2 separate regions of the Homo sapiens genome follow, and region 2 is linked to region 1. A link is a loop called in an ENCODE intact Hi-C map of the cell type or tissue named here. Cell type or tissue: Calu3. All regions are shown on one strand. Links, peaks and the distances in the headings refer to the core of each region. The heading gives the core; the rest is flanking DNA.

Region 1 (10,165 bases), core at 740-8,739:
CGACAGCTGGAGTTAAGATTCTGGGGCCAGAGGAGTGGAGCCTGTTACAGACACAGACTTTTCTGAATGTGCAAAACCGCACGAGCAGAATCACTCCTGCGGAGGAAGCCACCCGGAAAATCCCATCTCAGAGTAGGAGGGAGGCCAGTGGGACAGCCCCACACTTCCAAGAGTGTCTTTAGGAGGATAACTGCCTTTTTTTTTATCGGATTGACGAGGCACAGTGGGCATTAAGAGTGAACTACGCACCTGTTAAAGGAAGCATATGCCCTCCCAGCCCCTGGGAACAGCTGTGGGACTTGCAACATATCTCCTCCCCTTTAGCTACATCCGTGTCACACCCTGTCCCTTCACCCCTACAACCATAAATCCTTCTGACAGACAGCAGAGAGCCCTGGACTCGGAGTGACGGTGGGAGAGCCAGGACCCCAGGACCGTGGTGGACACGCGAGACCTGTCACATGGGCAGAGGAAGAGAAGACGGGGAGGGGACACTGAGGGATGTGGCAGGAATTCCTGGGGCAACCCTGGTCTTCTGAGCCAAGTAGAAGAGGGGTGGGTCAATGAAAGTGGAGACCCAGGCTGGGTGCAGTGGCTCATGCCTGTAATCCCAGCACCTTGGGAGGCCAAGGCAGGCAGATAACCTGAGGTCAGGAGTTTGAGACCAGCCTGCCCAACATGGCAAAACCCCATCTCTTCTAAAAACACAAAAATAAGCCGGGCATGGCGGCGGGTGCCTGTAATCCCAGCTATTCGGGAGGCTGAGACAGGAGAATCACTTGAACCCAGGAGGCGGAGGTTGCAGTAAGCCGAGATCACACCACTGAACTCCAGCCTGGGCAACAGAGCAAGACTCTCAAAAAGAGAAGGGAAGGGAAGGGAAGGGGAGGGGAGGGGAGGGGAGGGGAGGGGAGGGGAGGGGAGGCAAGGGGAGGGGAGGGGAGGGGAGGCGAGGGGAGGGGAGGGACACACTAAGAGCCCCAGGCCTGGGGGCACCAGAGAATAGGAGACAGGAGGCTGGAGAGCGGGCAGGGAAGGAGGGAGGTGCAGGTCCCCTGCTCTCCCAACATTGAGGGAGGGACTTGTGCCTGTGCAGGCAGCAGGAAAGCTCCAGGCACCTCCTGTTCTTCCCTGAGGCCTCAGGGCCTCCTGCCAGGGCCTTCTTCCCACAGGCCCTTGCAGAGACTCCCTGCAGGACTGCAGAAGCGTGTCCCACACACCTGCCTCCTACCTGAGAAACACCCTCTGTTCCTGAACGCAGAGCCTCACCAGCGGGCGATCTGTCCGCGCTTCCCTGAACACACTCCGTTTTTCCGTTTCCGTGGCTTTAAAGCCTTCCCAGTGCTCAGAGCAGCAGCATCCTCAGCAGCCAAGGCGGGGAAACAACCCAGGTGTCCATCCAGGGACCCATGGGCGAAGAATGCGGCCACACACAGAGGAATGTCATTCTGCCTTCAAAAGGAAGGAAATTCTGACATCCCGCCACAACACCCACAACACGGGTGAGTCTTGAGGACCTTATGCTCCGTGAAGGAAGCCACTCACCAAAGAACAAACGCTGCGTGATTACACTCAGATGAAATATCTAAAATCCAGAGACAGAGAAGGCGGGCTCGAGGTTCTCACGGCTGCGGGGAGGAAGGTGTGGGGAGGTCTTCCCTAATAGGTACAGAGCTGCTGTTTGCGGTGATGAAAAAGGTTTGGAAGTAAATAGTGGGTTTCACAACGTTGTGAATGCAATTAATGCCACGGAGTTGTACACTTAAAAATGGTCTTAAAGGGCAAATTTTGTTATCCATATTTTGCTAAATGTTTCGTAAGTTAATAAAACGATGTAACAAAAACCATTGAATTGTACACATTAAATGGGGGAATTGTATAGTATTGTGAATTATATCTCAATAAAGCTGTTTAAAGGTGAGCACCCTTTCCCAACCCACAAAGACCCACGTGGTCTGGACCCCCACCCTCGCCCTCGGCCCTGCAGTCACGGCTCTCCCCGGGACCTGGGCTCCGTCTCACAGTCTCCTCAGCGAATCTCTGATTGCTCTGCTACATTATAATCAACTCCTTGACATTCGAGACAGTGTTTCCTTCCCCTCTGAGCCCCCCACATCACCCCCCACAGTGTGTCCTTCTTCCCAAGTAAAGATGCGTCAGCCCCTGTGTCGGCAGATGGTGCCCTGAGAGCCAACAGCCAGCCTTGTGGTCTTGTGAAGAGGAACCGCCCGGTCTCCTACCTCACAACCTCTCCACCTCACAACATCTCCAACTCACAACGTCTCCACCTCACGACCTCTCCACCTCACGACCTCTCCACCTCACGACCTCTCCACCTCACGACATCTCCCATCTCACAACGTCTGCCACCTCACAACGTCTCCACCTCACGACCTCTCCACCTCACGACCTCTCCAACTCACAACCTCTCCACCTCACAACGTCTCCACCTCACAACATCTCCCACCTCACAACGTCTCCACCTCACAACATCTCCCACCTCACAACCTCTCCACCTCACAATGTATCCACCTCAAAACGTCTCCACCTCACAACCTCTCCACCTCACAACATCTCCACTTCACATCTCCACCTCACAAGGTCTCCACCTCACAACATCTCCCATCTGGAGACGTCTCCCACTTCACAGGGTCTCTCACCTCACAATGTCTCCACCTCACAACGTCTGCATTTCACAACGTCTCCACGACCAGACACTCTGATATTCTCCAACCCATCCACCTAGTCCACCCAGGTCCAAGACATCTTTCCATGCTTTACTGGTCTCTCTGCTTTCATCCAAGCTCCTGGAATCTGTTCTCAACACAGCTCCAAACTGATCCTGTTAAAGCATAAGTCAGATCATTCTTCTGCCAAAACCCTCCAAGGACCCCACTTCTCTCAGCGTCAGAGCAGAAGTCCCAGAGTGGACTCCAGGGTCCTACAGATTTGCCCCAGCACTTCTCCAACCTCTTCTCCCTCAGCACACCCCTACCAAGCCCACGCTGCCACAGGCCTTTGCATGAACCACCCCTCCTCCCAGAATGCTCCCCCAGAATTCTGCCAGGCTCACTACACACACCCCGGCTTCCCCTTCTGCTCAGTCGGCGTCTTCTCAAAGGTCCCATCCAGATGCCTCATGCAGCTTGCATCATCTCACTACCCCAAGCATACCCAGGTCTTTACCTGGCTCTATTTTTTCTAAAACTACATATTACCTTTGTTGATTAAAGAAAAAAACATAAGCTTTTAAAGATTTAAAGTTAGTTTTTTTTGTTTTGTTTTGTTTTGTTTTGTTTCTTACAGAGTCTCACTCTGTCGCCCAGGCTGGAGTGCAGAGGTGCAATCTCGGCTCACTGCAAGCTCCGCCTTCTGGGTTCACGCCATCCTCCTGCCTCAGCCTCTCGAGTAGCTGGGACTATAGGTGCACGCTGCCATGCCCGGCTAATTTTTTATATTTTTAGTAGAGATGGAGTTTCACCGCCCGCCTTGGCCTCCCAAAGTGCTGAGATTACAGGCAGGAGCCACTGCACCTGGCCAAAGATTTAAAGTTAGTTTTATTAGAAGTCTTATTGAGAACTACAGCCTGAGGCCTCCAGTCGGGGAGTCCGGGAGTGGTCTTTTAGATGGGTTTTAGGAGACTACTTGAATCCAGTGTTTTGGTTTATGGTTCACATGCAGGTGGTAAAGATTGAGTATAGGTAAAATTATGTTGAAGTTCAGGTGTGAGAGCATATCTGGTTGTAGTTATAGAAGGAAAGTTATTAATTTTGTTGGACATTTTATGTATTGAGGGACAGGGCTGCAGTCCCTGGACAAACAGAGGCTATCAGGGAAAAGAATAGAGAATGTCCAACGAGCCCCGCACTGCATGTGAGGGCGACTGTTCTGAAAAGCAGGAAAATCAGGGGTGCCGGGGAGCTGTGCCCCTAGGTGAGAGTCAGGAGCCTTCATCCCCAGGGGACCGGGCTGCCAGACCCGATAAGAGATGCTGCAGGACCCGTCGGGCGCCATCATCCTCCTGTGAAAGAGCTGGTCCTGCTGAGCAGGAAGTCCGGGTCTACCCCCGGGAGCTCACGGTGAGGCACCTGGGCAAGTGGGAGGACCCCTGAGCCCCAGATTCCCGCTCACAGAAGAAATCTACTAGTAACGACCAAATAGGGATGTGGTGAAGACAACTAACCCATGCAAAGCCACGTGGAATGGCCTTTCTCTTCCCAGACCTGTGAATTGTGGACAGCCTGCATTCACTTCCAGGTTTCTAGCGGGGAAAACCCAAAAACTGGAAAACCTGGACCCCTCTCTCTCTCTGTGACCACAGATAGAAATCGGGAGGTGAGGAAGGGAAGCAGGTGTCTGGACCCAGGACCCTCACCTGGCTTAAGTGCAGGTGTGCATCTGCCTTACACAGGAGGGGCTTCCTCTGAGACATGGGCTCCAGATGCTGCCTTGGGGACAGGCAGGGCCCCACCAGGAAGACAGGCCTCCAATTCCAGGGAGAGAGAGTTCTTGCCCGGAGAGCCCCAAAGGTAACCTGACCATTCTGTCCAGGGTTCAGGAGACTTGCATTACCCAAGGAGCTGTCCCAGGCCATGGGCGGAGAGGGGCAAGGAGGGGACGGGGAGTGATGTGCTCGGGCTGGGGCATGGGGAGGACGGGCCGCTAGGAAGAGCAGAATGGCGACCTCAGCGGGGAAACATCCCCAGTGCCTACGGAGAGATAGGAAAAGGCCCAAGCAGGTTCCATGCCCTCGTGGAGCTCGGGGGCGCTGAAGTCCCAGCTGCCCGGGATCTTCCATGGAAGCACGTCTGGAGGTTTGCCCGAACTCTTGGTGCATGTTCTGAGTCTCTGCCACTGTCAGGTCCCTGGGTCTTCGACACAGACCCATGTTAGGGCAGCTTTGGTTTAGTAACTTCCTCCAGAGATTCTCAGAGTCAGAAAGTGGAGAAACTGGAATTGGGCCCCGCTCATGTTCTTCCAAGCCATGCCGCCTCCCAACGCCCTTCCGGCTCCAGTTCAAGAGCGGGGGAGGGGGACCCGGAGGGAACACCCAGGAACGCTGTGGTTAATCATTGCTGGGCTCCTGGGGCCGTCCAGAGCTCTTAAGGAAGTGGCCTGAGGATGCCGCCAGCTCGAGGGAGGCCCCTAGCTGGACATCAGAGACATTTTTCATCCACAGGCAGGCGGCGGGGGTGCAGTCCTCATGCCGGCCAGGGATCAGGTCTCAGGGTAAGGAGGGCAAGGCCTGTGGGGTGAGGGGGCGATGGCCTGCCCAGGACCCCAGCTACACAGGGCCTGGCCTGCCAGAAGTCAGGGCCAGCCACTCTTCATGGAGTTCCCCACCCAGCACCCCAGAAGTCACCTGAGAGTCCCCATAAGGTGGCCAGCACCACTCAGCAGGGCTAAGCCCACCACATGAGTGCCGGGCTCACGTCCCCCAGGCTTTCTGAGTTGAGGAATAAGCACTGACCACACGCAGGGGCAGCCCGTCCCCCATGTCCTTCTGTGGACCTGACCCCTTGCCAGCTGGCCTGGGTGCAGTGTGGGTTGGCCGACACTGCTCGTCCACACTCTGACCCCAGGGGACGCTTGCCCCATTCTGGATGCTTTCTCTCATCCCTTCCCGGTCTCTTTTCTTGGGAAAATGTCCAGCAGGTGCTGATGGAGCACATCAGTTGAGTTCATCCTACTCATGTCCCCCCCAGGAACCCCACAGCCCTGGCCTAGGCCAGCAGGCCCCGCAGACACCAGGCCCCGCGGACACCAGGCCCTGCAGGTGCCAGCCTCTCCATGCCCCCACACCACAGGCCTCGGGTCCACAGACAGTTGCTGAGAAGTGAAACTTCCCTAACCTGAAAATCTGAAATCTGAGATACTCAAGAATCGGAAATTTTCCGAGCACCGTCACAAGGCCACGAGCAGAAAATTCCACGCACAGCTCGAAACTCAGGCGCACAACACACACTTGCTGCAGCGTCCCTGAGGGGAGACACGTTACCTGTTACCTTCAGGCTGCGTATAGACAGCGCATATGAAACATAAATGAATTTTGGGTTTCGACTTGGGTGCCATCCCCAAGATATCCCTTATGCAAATATGCCAAAATCCAAAACAGTCGGAAATCCAAATCACTGCAGCCCCAAGCATTTGGATAAGGGAGACTCAACCTGTGCTAAGCGGCTGAGTTCTAAGCATGAGGACCTTGCCAGGGGGCAGGCCTGGTCCCCGCCCTTGAGAACAGGGGTGTCTCATGGGCTTACCGTCCGTAAGTGTAAAACAGAGCCTATGCCAAAACAAAACAAAACAAAACAACTCACAGACGCGCCCCTGAACGCTGAGGACACCAAGGTCAGCCCCTACTCTGCCCTGACCTGCTATGTCTGCAGCTCCCAGACCTGAGACGTGGATGAAGGTAAGCTGGGCCCAGCCGCTTCTTGGGGTCTCCGTGAAGATTTCCTCTGGGGAATCTCGAACAGTTTCACTTGAAGGACATCTCATGTGTGTCACTGTTGTCTCCTGGATACATTTGTAGGCAATGGCTCCATGAGGGACAGAGGGTCCTGGCCTGGTGTCCTCGGTCCTCCCTGGTCAGTGAGTCTGGGATGTGTTTCTTTGGCCCGTTCTGCACGGAAAGGAGCCCTCACCTGAGGCCCTGAACTCCCTCTTCACTCCCTGCTTCTGGCATCTCCTTTGCCCTGGCCTGCCCCCATCTCAGTGCTGACCACCCTTCCATGAAGTTCCTGTCCTAGCCCCCGCAGGACGTCACTCCTCCTGCCCTGGGCCCCGAAAGCCCTCGCGCTTGTTGTTGATGTTACACAAATCAGCGTTTGGTGCACGCAGTCTTTACTCCTGAAGGAGGAGCTAAGCTCTGTGTGGGCCAAAACAAAGAAATGACTTTTTTTTTTTCTTTTTGAGACAGGGTCTCACTCTGTCACCCAGGCTGGAGTGCAGTGGTGCGATCTCAGCTCACTGCAACCTCCGCCTCCCGGGTTCAAGCAATTATCCAGCCTCAGCCTCCTGAGTAGCTGGGATTACAGGCACACGCCACCACACCCGGCTAATTTTTATATTTTTAATAGAGACGGATTTCACAATGTTGGTCAGGCTGGTCTCAAATTCCTGACCTCGTGATCTGCCCACCTCAGCCTCCCAAAGTGCTAGGATTATAGGGGTGAGCCACCGCTCCCGGCCCTACTATTTGTTTTTTATGTATCCTCCACCTCCATCACCACCATAATGTAGACACTTGGTAAACACCTGTGGTTGGGGAAGAAGGAAATAGCTCTAAGGGGAAAGGTGCTGGTTTCCTGCTACCCTGACATGTCATCGGGGAGAGGAAGGACGTCATTCCAAGATATCTGTAACACAGGAGGATGAGGGAGAAAGGAAATGTCTGCCCACCGCAGCTTCTCCCATCTTACTGCAGATGATTTAATATCAAACGAGGTGGAAACGATGCTGGCAACTTATTTCTGGCCCACATCCTCACACCCAGGACAGAGCATGGTACTGAGGACACAGGTAGGATCTGTGGGCTATGATAGGAATTCACTTTTCCACTTCCAAGGTGAAGTTCTTCCAAGAATAAAAATTAATGATTTTCCTCAAAAATTGAAGGGGCTGCTGGGCACAGTGGCTCACGCTTGTAATCCCAGCACTTTGGGGGGCCGAGGCAGGAGGATCACCTGAGGTCAGGAGTTTGAGACCAGCCTGGCCAAGATGGCAAAACCCTGTCTCTACTAAAAATACAAAATTTAGCCAGGCATGATGGCATGCACCTGTAGTCTCAGCTACTTGGGAGGCTGAGACAGAAGAATTGCTTGAATCCAGAAGGTGGAGGTTACGGTGAGCTGAGATCATGCCACTGCACTCCAGCCTGGGTGACAGAGGGAGACTGTCTCAAGAAAAAAAAAAAAAACAACTGAAGAGGCTGAGGAAAGTACAGGTGAAGACACACCAGAGGGTGAGCACCTGCCAAGCTAACGTCCCAGGGATATAACCTCCACCCTCCTGTTTCTCAGCCGCTACAGCCCTGGGGGCTGTCACTGAACCAAAGGGGTAGCAAAACATTGGCAGTCGGCCTTAAGAGACAAAACTGTAAAAACCAGGACAGTTTAACTGCCAGTTCATGCAAACCAAACAGAATGCTGTTTAGTGACAAATTGGTCACTACTGAAGATGGGCAACAGCACCCAGGGTGTACAGAAACACACGCACACCGTGGGTGAGGAATAAAAGTGTCAACACAGGCGTGGTCTATTGTCTGCACATATTGGTCAGCACGTGGACCTTCATCCTGAGACACATGTGCCCACGGGATTGCATCGTCTTCCCTTTGGGGCAGGCAAGGAAGGAAAGAACGGGACATCACTCACCTTTCAGGGAGGAATAGGGCTTAGTCCACAAAGCCAAGAACTGGTCTTCGATGAAACCAGGCCAAGCAGGCAGCACTCCAATGCCATGTAACCCAGAAGCCAGCTTGCCAGAGATGACATAAGAAAACCTAAAAGTGAGATAATTTTTCAAGGGTCACTTGTCAAAAAAGGCAGAAAAATCCAACGCAAGGGCAGTCCAGAAGGCGCCGAGGTACCTGGAGACGACTGAGCCAGCTAAGTGACCGTGTGAGTTACGTTCCATCTCTGAGGCTCCAGCCTTCGTATCGATGGGGACAGGTGCCCGCGTGGAACAAACACACTCAGTTCTGACAACAGCACAGACTTGGACTTTCTCTACACAGGTAGGGCCACTCCTTCTGAAGAGGTTTGTCCTTCCACACAGGCTCCCGTTCCAGTCATGCAGCCGTCAACACCTGGGTTCAGAATCTGAAGTACGCTTTTCAGATATCCTCAGAAGAGACCGAGAGTTGTCCTTTAAGGATGAATTTCATCTTCTGAAGCGACCAGAGATATCAGAAGCCAAATGCAGTGACTACAATGAGCTGTCCAGCACGGTCAAACTACAGAAGAGCTCGGCTTCCTGAGGTGAGGACTTTGAAGGAAAAAGCGCTCATGGGGATGTGTGTGGTCAAGTGTATTGGATAAAGAAAAATCGGTGTTCTTTCCTTGCTAGGTGTGTGTGTGTGTGTGTGTGTGTGTGCCTGCTCGCTGGCACATCTCACACTTTGTTTTGAAGCCTCGGAGAGCTAACAGACTCACTAGTAAATGCACTGGGGAGTCTACTATTACTAGCCCATCCCTTTTGAAAGCAAATATACCTTCAAATAGATACGTTTTGTTTTGATTATGTCTCAGATCTGTTTAAAATAGGACCTAGCTGAATCCGGCAGAAATGCACATGCATTCAAAATACACTTTGAGAGTCTGTGAACTCTAAGCAGAAAACTGCTCACAAATTCCAATAAACTCTTCCAGTTTTCTATGACAAGAAGGGAAACAGCTGCAGGAAGCTTCCAGGACAGGGAACCGGTGGTGGTTGCTAACTTCTGGAAGGAACATCTTCTCAAGACTCCTTGGTCGTTTCTACCATCCGACCTCTGATTCTCCTCACCAAAGCCTCTACACGGCAAAGGTCCTCTTAGCTGAGAGCAGAGCTTAGTATATGAGCATTAAAGCATGCTGGGAATTAGAAGTTTGGCCTGTCTCTGCACATAGCTGCAAATGAACTTTATCAGAGTTCAGGGGAAAACAGTCTTCAGGTAAACAGGAACATGTGCCAGTGGAAATCCCAGCCGTTTGTATACTGAGCAATGAGAGAAGATTTCTTCTTTGACAGCACGACGGATACCATCATAAAACAGTCCTGCGATCGCAGCAGAGAATCTGTCTGAAGAGCAAACCCAGTGCTGCACCTGCACATCGAGCAGGTTCTGCCCTCCTGTGATGTGTGGTACCCAAAAGTCAGCCTCCCTCACCAGGAACTGGGTAATAGTCCCCGGAGGTAATGGTTCCGAGATGGCCACAGCCCTCCAGATCACCAAAATTAATGACTTCGCTTAGCATATTTGCGTAGCTTCATCCAGATTACCATCATCAAGATACAGTAAGTAAAGAACTGCTGACTTCAGAGAAGCCTGATTCACACTCTTCGTTTCCCATATCTCTGCTGTAACTTTATAATAAGCCATCTGCACTATGACTTGGAGCTTGGCTTCCAGTATCCCACTGAAATGAGCTCATGTGTCTGACCCTAAATCCTTAACCACAGA
Region 2 (10,165 bases), core at 1,213-9,212, 310 kb before region 1:
TGACGTCCCCACTTGTTCTATGTCTACACCCGCATTGTGTCCACACCTGTGACGTCCCCACTTGTTCTACGTCTACACCCGCACCACGTCCACACCTGTGACGTCCCCACTTGTTCTACGTCTACACCCGCACCACGTCCACACCTGTGACGTCCCCACTTGTTCTACGTCTACACCCGCACCACGTCCACACCTGTGACGTCCCCACTTGTTCTATGTCTACACCCGCACCACTTTTTTTTTTTTTTTTTTTTTTTTTTTTTTTTTTTTTTTTTCTACGTCTACACCCGCACCACGTCCACACCTGTGACGTCCCCACTTGTTCTACGTCTACACCCGCACCACGTCCACACCTGTGACGTCCCCACTTGTTCTACGTCTACACCCGCACCACGTCCACACCTGTGACGTCCCCACTTGTTCTACGTCTACACCCGCACCACGTCCACACCTGTGACGTCCCCACTTGTTCTACGTCTACACCCGCACCACGTCCACACCTGTGACGTCCCCACTTGTTCTACGTCTACACCCGCACCACGTCCACACCTGTGACGTCCCCACTTGTTCTACGTCTACACCCGCACCACGTCCACACCTGTGACGTCCCCACTTGTTCTACGTCTACACCCGCACCACGTCCACACCTGTGACGTCCCCACTTGTTCTACGTCTACACCCGCACCACGTCCACACCTGTGACGTCCCCACTTGTTCTACGTCTACACCCGCATTGTGTCCACACCTGTGACGTCCCCACTTGTTCTACGTCTACACCCGCACCACGTCCACACCTGTGACGTCCCCACTTGTTCTACGTCTACACCCGCATTGTGTCCACACCTGTGACGTCCCCACTTGTTCTACGTCTACACCCGCACCACGTCCACACCTGTGACGTCCCCACTTGTTCTACGTCTACACCCGCACCACGTCCACACCTGTGACGTCCCCACTTGTTCTACGTCTACACCCGCACCACGTCCACACCTGTGACGTCCCCACTTGTTCTACGTCTACACCCGCACCACGTCCACACCTGTGACGTCCCCACTTGTTCTACGTCTACACCCGCACCACGTCCACACCTGTGACGTCCCCACTTGTTCTACGTCTACACCCGCACCACGTCCACACCTGTGACGTCCCCACTTGTTCTACGTCTACACCCGCACCACGTCCACACCTGTGACGTCCCCACTTGTTCTACGTCTACACCCGCACCACGTCCACACCTGTGACGTCCCCACTTGTTCTACGTCTACACCCGCACCACGTCCACACCTGTGACGTCCCCACTTGTTCTACGTCTACACCCGCACCACGTCCACACCTGTGACGTCCCCACTTGTTCTACGTCTACACCCGCACCACGTCCACACCTGTGACGTCCCCACTTGTTCTACGTCTACACCCGCACCACGTCCACACCTGTGACGTCCCCACTTGTTCTACGTCTACACCCGCACCACGTCCACACCTGTGACGTCCCCACTTGTTCTACGTCTACACCCGCACCACGTCCACACCTGTGACGTCCCCACTTGTTCTACGTCTACACCCGCACCACGTCCACACCTGTGACGTCCCCACTTGTTCTACGTCTACACCCGCACCACGTCCACACCTGTGACGTCCCCACTTGTTCTACGTCTACACCCGCACCACGTCCACACCTGTGACGTCCCCACTTGTTCTACGTCTACACCCGCACCACGTCCACACCTGTGACGTCCCCACTTGTTCTACGTCTACACCCGCACCACGTCCACACCTGTGACGTCCCCACTTGTTCTATGTCTACACCCGCATTGTGTCCACACCTGTGATGTCCCCTCGGAACCTGGCACCCACAGACAACACCCTGGTGTGGTGCATGGGGATGTATGGGGTCCAGCCGTTCAGGAACAAAATTCTAGAAATTCCTGCACAACTGGGGTCACTGTTTCTCAGCTGACTCCCTAGGGTCTCTCCCGTTGAGGTCATCGGATCCTATCTTTTGCTGTCTTGTTTTACCCAAAGTTGTATTCTGTTAGCCTACTCTGATGTTTTTCTAGACTGCTGCGGGGGGGACGGGGGGTTCTGCCATTTGTGTGGTGCTCACAGCTGGGCCCTGGGGATGGGACGAGAAGGTGCCAGGGGCATGCAGCCTCCTGGCATATGGGCAGCCCGGGAATGAACCTGGTCCCTCCTACAGGCCTGGCTGCCCTGAAGCCAGCACTCACTCACATTGCATCTCTCCATTGCTCTTGGTTTATCCATGTGTCTTCTCCCCAGTTTTATGGCAGGCTTCTCTGGAGGGAGAAGCGGAAGGGAAGAGTGGGAAGCCGACAGACAGGTTCAGAGGTTGGTCCTTCCACCTATTCCCTGTTAGTCCTAAATGGGAATAAAATATCAACTTCTTAGAATTAGAATAAGAATTAGCTGAAAGAAATGAAGGCAAAGTGCAAAACTCCTAGCTTTCAGTGAGTGGAAAATGAATGTGCTCTTTCAAGTTCCAGAAAGAGAGTGGAGAGTGGAGCCTTGTTTCTATGTCATGCCGTTCATGGCTCCCAGGGCAGAGCGGCATGGTTCAGTTGCTGTATGAGCCTGTTTTCATGCTGCTGATAAAGACATACCCGAGATGGGGCAATTGACAAAAGAAAGAGGTTTAATTGAACTTACAGTTCTATGTGGCTGGGGAGGCCTCACAATCATGGTGGAAGGCAAGGAGGAGCAAGCCACATCTTATATGGATGGCAGCAGGCAAAGAGAGAGAGCTTGTGCAGGGGAACTCTTCTTTATAAAACCATCACATCTCATGGGACTTATTCACTATCAAGAGAACAGCACAGGAAAGACCTGCCCCCATGATTCAATTACCTCCCACCGGGTCCCTCCCACAACACGTGGGAATTCAAGATGAGATTTGGGTGGGAACACAGCTAAAACATATTAGTTGCTATCTAATGGCCACCAGGTTTGGATGGAGTTAGCTAGTCCCAAGAATTGATTGAAGTCTGCTCTGACAGAGTTGCCAGATCTTGCCAATAAAAATAAAGAACACCCAGTTAGATTTGAAATTCAGATCAACAACAAATACTTTTAAGTATAAGTATGTCCCAAATATTGCATGGGAGATACTTAGACTAAAAAAAAATTCATTGTTGATCTAAAATTCAAATTTAACTTGGCTCTCTCTACCTGGCAACCCTGAGTGGAAGGGGTTTCAGAATCACATTTATGGGAGGATGGAAGGAGAAAGTGCTTTCAGAAGATCTGTGTTTCTTCCTGTTAGAAAGCCTGGCTGGAAAACCTCCCGGATTTACTGAAATATGTGAGCAGGAAAACCTACCGGATTTACTGAAATATGTGAGCAGAAAAACCTACCGGATTTACTGAAATATGTGAGTCCTGATTTTTATGGGCATTGGCCTCTCAACTTGTTGACTTAGAGTCGAAGCTCCTAAGCAGGGAAGACGTGGAAACACTCCGGAGGTCTGTGGAGGACCACAGAGACAGCTTCCTGTACTCAGCCTTGATTCCCTGGAGCAAGTCCATCAGAAACTGGAAAGAGCTGATGATCATTTTTCAATTTAGGTCAATGGATGTGAATTTTTATTGTCATTTTTATTTCTGAAATTTGAGGCATCTTATCAATGTGGTAATAACATTTCTTATTGCAGATCTGAGCTGACCTGAACTTACTGCATTGTATCCAAAGGGCAGAAATGAGTTTTCTAAGACTTTGTGGAAGTCACTATCAATTTGTTTTCCCTGGAGTCATGCTTTAGAAACACTTCTGAAAGCCAGGTTCTGTTTCTCCCTCGTGGACAAGTGACAACTCCCTTCTTCTCATAGTGGCTCTTAGGGATTCTGGATCAACAGGCAAAGTATGTATGATTATCATTGTCTTCCCCACTACTTCTCACGCCTCCTTCTATGCAGCAAAAACACTCAAAGATAATGCCACGAATTACAAGGTAAGGCAGGCCCGAAGAATTTTTTCTTGGTAATAAGTTATCCATTAAATACCACTGAAGCTGTTCTTGTTGTAAAACGCATGTCCACATCATCACAAATACTTTTTATAAAGTACTAGTAGTAAGACATTAAAAATGACAAAAATTCCTTTAATCTATAACAAAATTAATTTGCCTCACAATGAAATAAATACTGCCCAGACTGGTCTCTCCAGCTAGAGGCTACTACGTGAGTCAGGAAGACCATGGCTTTCTAATAAAGCATCAGTAAGAATTGGACCATTTCGCCTTCTCTCCTTCTCTTCAGTGAAGACGAGTGCTCTTCTCATGATTTATAACAATGGAGGATGTGACAGAACATCTCCTTTTGAGAAAAATGAACAAGCACTCTAAGTTTTACAAGCTGAAATGTGTCCATGAATCAGCCAACAACCACTGCTTTATAGAGCCAGAGAGAAAGGGAGAGAGAGAAAGAGAAAGAAGAGCTAGAATGGTTTAGGATTTAGAAGTCTGAGTCCTCTGCTGTCCCATCCAAAATCCAGGTCAAATGCAGTGTCATATCAGTCCCTACGTCCATCACCCCATGGGTGTGTACCAGGGACATGTGCAATGCAGAACAGAGATCACTGAGAAGCATTTTCTTTCGGACAACTTAAAATCTTGAAGGAGGAGGCGGTGCACATACAGGAAACACGGCAGGGGGTAGAGCACGTCAGTCACCTGCAGCTAAGTCATTAAGTCACCATGGCGAGCACTCCAAGCAGGAGGAGGAGGCAGAGAGTGACAGGTGATTTGGGGGTAGCTCTTCCACTTTCCCAAGATTTCCATGAGCGTCGGGCAGGGACAGTAAACACTGAAGTTTTTTGTTAACTTTATCCTAATAACAAAATATGATCTCCTGCAGGTGCATTGAGAATTTATTTATTCCAGACAGAAAGGTCAATTATATCCAATTTCTCATGCAGAGTTTTTAGGGACCCTATGTTCAACCTTTCATCTGACCTAATACTTCTGATGCTAAGACACATCCCCAAAAGATGTAGTGGCTCATATAAGCAATTTTTTAAAGATTGGTTTTTGTTGTTGTTGTTTGTTTTTCTTTACTGGGGTAAAAAACACATATAAATTTTACCATCATAACCATTTTTAAATGTACATTTCGAGGATGGGAGTGGTGGCTCACACCTATAATTCCAGTCCTTTGGGAGGCCGAGGCAGGTGGATCACCTGAGGTTAGGAATTCAAGACCAGCTTGGCCAACATGAGGAAACCCTGTCTCTACTAAAAATATAAAAATTAGCCAGGTGTGGTGGCGGGCGCCTGTAGTCCCAGCTACTCATGGAGGCTGAGGCAGGAGAATCGCTTGAACCCAGGAGGCAGAGGTTGCAGTGAGCTGAGATCACGCCACTGCATTCCAGCCTGGGTGACAGAGCGAGACTCGGTCTAAAAAAAATAATAAATAAATAAATAAAGTACAGTTCAGTCGCGTGAAGCATATTCACATTGCTGTGTAATGGGTCTCCAGAACCTTTTCATCCTGCAAATCCGAAATGCTGGCCCCATCGAACAACACCTCCTCTCGCCCCCGCAGCCATGACAGTAATTTGGAAGGGGGTTCACCGTCAAGGAGGGGGCGTCAAGGATGGGGCAAGGAGCAGCTTGAGCATGTACAGTTTGGAAAAGCCTCCCTAGGATTCTGATGGGCCCCTTGAAAGGCGCCTCTGGGAGTATCTGACTTAAAGGCACATTCATTTAAACAGACGGAAAGTGCAGTGTGATTGTGAGGCACAGACGTATGCTGGAAACCACAGTCTTTTGATCCATTCAAACAGCAGGAGCCTTGGCCCTGCCAAACACAAGCAGTGTGATTAGAGGAAGCGCTTAAGCACGGAGAGCCTCACTTTCCTCACCTGTTGGGGGAATAAAGCAATAGTAACTTGCAGGGCTTCATAGGGTTTAAATAAGATTCTCTGTAAACCACGCAGCATGCTGTGTGGCGTGTATTAGATGCTCAGTAAATGGCAGCAAGGACTACTGCAGTCCGTGCCTGAGGCTTCCTTCCTTTAATTTGGATGTGATAAATTCTGGACGACATCACCCAGCTGTCATTTAAAGATGTAAGTGGAATAAACTGAGAACCTGCAATGACATTAACTGTCTCTCGTTCTCATATGCATGTTAGAATTATCTGGAATTTAAAAAAAACACAGAGGCCAAGGCCTCAACTGGATCAAATGTGTCAGTATCTGCAGGCATGGGATGTCCTAGGTCTAAGCATTTTTCAAAAGCCTCCTGGGTGTTTGTTACTGTGAAACCAAAGTCAAGAACCCTAGATTATGGGAGCAATGAAAAATCTAAGATGAAATCAGAAGGGAGAGACGTGGCTCTGGGAAGGAGATTTTGCGATGCTCACAGCATGTCTCCAGGTGGCCCTCAAGAGAAAATATTGGCCCATTGGTGAGCCCTGGAGGAAGCACGAATCAGGAGAATTCAGAACCACGGGGTTCTGGCAAGAACAGTGGATATGAACAACACAGGCGTGGGGAAGGCCCGTGAAAGCAGGAAGATGAGCTCTGGAGAGAGAAGTCCTTGGAGCTGGAACAATCCTTCCTGTGCCTTCAATGGTTTGTTGTCTCTGTGTTGGTTGGTCTGCCCTTGGTCCTGGTTAATGGGCTTCACTCGGTGAAAAGAAGAGCTGAGACTATCGATGAACCAGACCTGGAGTCCACATCCTGCCACTCCCTCCAATGGGCCAGGCTTCAGTTCCTCACCTGTTGAACTCGTGGAAGGAATTAGATACTCAGCATGGAAACATTTCCTAGGTTTTGAAACCTCCATAAACTGGTATTGTGTGTGCGCGCTCGAGGGCCCTTGGTGTCCGTCCTGATGGTCTGGAAGCTCTGCCTCAGGATGCCGAGCGTGAGGAGCCCAGTGAAGGGGGCACAGGGAGGCCATGAGCCCCTAAGAGGCCCCACATGTGCAGCCAGGAGGGTGAAACTTCTGTGCAAAGCCAACCTCATAGAGCTTTGCACACACCCCACACAGCACACAAGGCTGTCCTGCAATAAGACCAGCAGGCACACAACGAAATGACCAAGGTGAACAGACTCTGCGTGAGGGGTGCACCTTGCCTATGATGGAGACACAGCCAGGCAGGGCACTCACTGGTCCTGGCTGGAGAGGGAGGAGGGCAGGTGTGTTCACCCCAGGAGAGAAGAGCCGTCTCCAGCCCGTGGTGCACAATGCAAACCAGCAGCACGGCAGGAAGGCCTCCACGTGTGGGCAGTTTTCTCGGGAACTCATTCGGGTAACTTATCTTTTTATTCACTGCAAATCCCAGGCCTGTGCCTTTTCCCTCTCAAGAACATTAAGTTCTAATCCCTTCCAAATCCTTTCCATAAAAAGTGTGATACTGTTAAGAGTTCTATAATGTCATCTTCCTGGGGATTCGGATTTTCACTAGGAAAGTTTTCAGCTACAGAAATAAAGCTTTTAAAATACAAGCTCAAGCAAAGCAAGCAGGCAGACAAGTGGCCCAAAATACAGGTGGGTTTTCCAGTTCTCCACGGTGACTCAGCAGATGCAGGGAACCCCTCACAGTGTCCACGACCCAGGCCCAAGGTGATACGGAAGGTGCAGGGCCCCCCTTATAGTGTCCACAGCCCAGGCCCACGGTGATACGGCAGGTGCAGGGCCCCCCTCATAGTGTCCACAGCCCAGGCCCACGGTGATACGGCAGGGGCAGGGTCCCCCTCATAGTGTCCACAGCCCAGGCCCATGGTGATACGGCAGGGGCAGGGTCCCCCTCATAGTGTCCACAGCCCAGGCCCACGGTGGTATGGCAGGTGCAGGGCCCCCCTCACAGTGTCCTTGGCCACCTCCATAGAGGAGAAGGCAGGAAGCATGAGCACACGGCAATCTGACTTTCTTTGGCCCCTCCTACGTGTACCTCCTTCCACACACTCCGGTATCATATTTGCAGGGCTCCATCAAGCTGAGGGCTTCATGGGCAGACCCCTAACTCCCTGTGACCTACACGGCTGGCTGGAGCCCCGTGTTTGGCTGTGACCTCTGGCTGGCCTTCCAAGTCTGATGTGGCAGGTCTTTCCTCAGTAACTGAAAGGCCATAAATGCAGCTACTCTGCAGGAAGCCGCAGACCAACTGGAAATGGCAGTGGGGGCTGATGGAGACTGAGAGCTTATTCAATTTTGGGTAAAAATCTTTGCAAATTACCTGCATTCTCACTTTTTTTTTCTTTTTAGAGGAGTCTAGTGACTAAAATCAAATACCTTAGGTTGAACCATTGTGGAGCACTCATATTTGACCATCTTTGACCACAAAAATGGCAATTCCATATACTTAATTTCTGCAATGAAGGCTCTTAAAGTTCCTTGGGTCACCATCTATGATTTCAACTCTCCTTATAAAATGTTAGGGAGTGGCTAATTTTACATGAGGCTCTGAGAAGCTTTGTGACTTACCCAAGACCAGGAGGGACTTGTGCCCTGACATACAGAAGGGAAGGCTGAGCTGGAAAGAGTGGCTGCATCGTATTCTTTAGATACAATATTTTGTAGCACCAGCCTCTTAGTCATTTCAGAGCTGGGAAAAATGTAGTTTGGACTTTGGACTTCTGATAAATCGCATTCCCACTAATCAGGCTTTGGCTGTGGTGACTCCTGCGGTAAGCTGGGGTGGCCTCTGCCTCACTGTGCCTGGTGAAAAGCGCCTTCAGGATTTGAGAGTCATGGCACTAACTAACCTGACACCCCAGTTCAGAAGCCCAGAGATTCCAGTAAGTTTCTCGATCTCCCCAGTGAATTCTTCCCGTGGGATGGAGAGAGTGCCATGTCACTCCAATCCTCCTATTTAATGTCCAACCATGAATCGTTTTTACATCTTTAGTGTAATTAAGACCCTTAATCCCACTTAATACCCTGGCCCCTGTCACTGGACAGCGTCTATGTGCTTGGAATGGGCCATGAGGAATTGTCTGTCATATTTAAGTTTTGCTAAGTGAACTTTTATTGAAAGTGGCTTTAAACAGTTTCAGTCTTCTGCAATAGTTTTCAGTGACTTGTGTGAATGCCAGAAAGTAATAAGCTAATGTTTCAAGATAATAGAAATGAGGAAGATTTGTTTTGTTTGAGGGTTTGGTGATTTTTCCCCTGAGGTGTATGAAAAAGATGCCCTTCTCCACTTCTTTAAGGCCAAGGAAGAATCCCATATTCACGGAGGGTGGTCAGCCTGTGACCACTAGAAAGGCACACAGTAACATTTTCTCTGGGTCTTTGAAATTCTTAACAGTCAGATTCGCAGTGCAGCTTGATTTCACCTCTAGTTGGTTTTTTTTTCTTTTAAGAATTTTGCTATTCTTAAAAGCAGAATTTAAGCAGAATGGCAAAGGTGCTGACCGGGAGGGACTGGGATGACCAGAGGCAGGCACAGCTCCCTTGAGAGCATCTCAGCTGACTGTCACCCATTCCTGGCATCCTTCCCACCTGCCAGAGCAAGCTGCAGCACAGCTTTCTATTTCTCCCGGCTCCCAGCCCTCCCGGAGCCCCATGTGCTGCTCTTCACGGTCTCAACCCCTCTTTGGAACAATTAATAAGAAGAATCCACCACCTCTGACTCTTCCTTTCATATGCCTTCCCCTTCTCATTTCCAAGGTCGTCCCATAGGAGAGAACCTGTTGCCATGTCCTTCAGCTGGCTCCCCCACACCGCAGCCCATGTGAGCTGGTGTTTATGCCGAGTTCATGTGGGTCCTGATCCCAACTTTCCTTGCTGCTCCTCTCCAACTTATCGAAATCCCAGTCACCCTTCAGGGGCCATCTTGGTTTCCTGTTCTTCCTAGAGGCCTTCCCCGGCCCTCCCAGCCACAGCAATCTCTTCTCTACTCCTTCTACCCATAGAACTCCCTAACTATGACATCCACGGAACCTGGGTTGTTCCACGGGGCATCCTAATCTGCTTGCGCTGCTGTAACAAAGTACCCCAAACTGGGTGGCTTAAACCGAAAACACGTATGTCTCACAGTTCTGGAGGCAGGCGAGTCCTAGATGAAGACACTGGTAGATCCAATGTCTGGCAAGTACTCTTCCAGTTTTGCATACGGCTCTTGACCTCCTTTAAACCTACCAATCCCAGAGGCCTCACCTCCTTATGCATCTCCCTGGGGGTTAGAGTTTCAATAGATGAAT

Evidence for each region. Peaks named below come from ENCODE experiments on the same cell type or tissue, not always from the same donor. Only the 100,000 strongest peaks of a DNase experiment are listed, where the experiment ranks them.
Region 2: it touches region 1 in a loop (4-fold over the local background); 1 of 110 quality-filtered maps calls a loop at or near these places.

The regions. Positions count from the first base shown.
Region 1 is chr7:155,839,241-155,849,405 of GRCh38, reverse strand. No RefSeq gene overlaps it. Among named protein-coding and RNA genes, the nearest start is that of SHH, 32 kb to the right of the region's middle. RefSeq lists silencers at 1,320-1,520, 3,481-3,628 and an enhancer at 7,966-9,165. In Calu3, for the core only: no CTCF peak of the experiment used is centred there; a DNase peak (open chromatin) is centred at 5,065.
Region 2 is chr7:156,145,767-156,155,931 of GRCh38, reverse strand. It overlaps LOC105375602 (a long non-coding RNA gene), which reads right to left and starts at 8,563. Exons shown (of 3, transcript XR_928249.4): 1 at 8,445-8,563; 2 at 2,230-2,376. It overlaps LOC105375603 (a long non-coding RNA gene), which reads left to right and starts at 9,943. Exons shown (of 3, transcript XR_928250.2): 1 at 9,943-10,165. In Calu3, for the core only: no CTCF peak of the experiment used is centred there; DNase peaks (open chromatin) are centred at 4,661 and 8,641.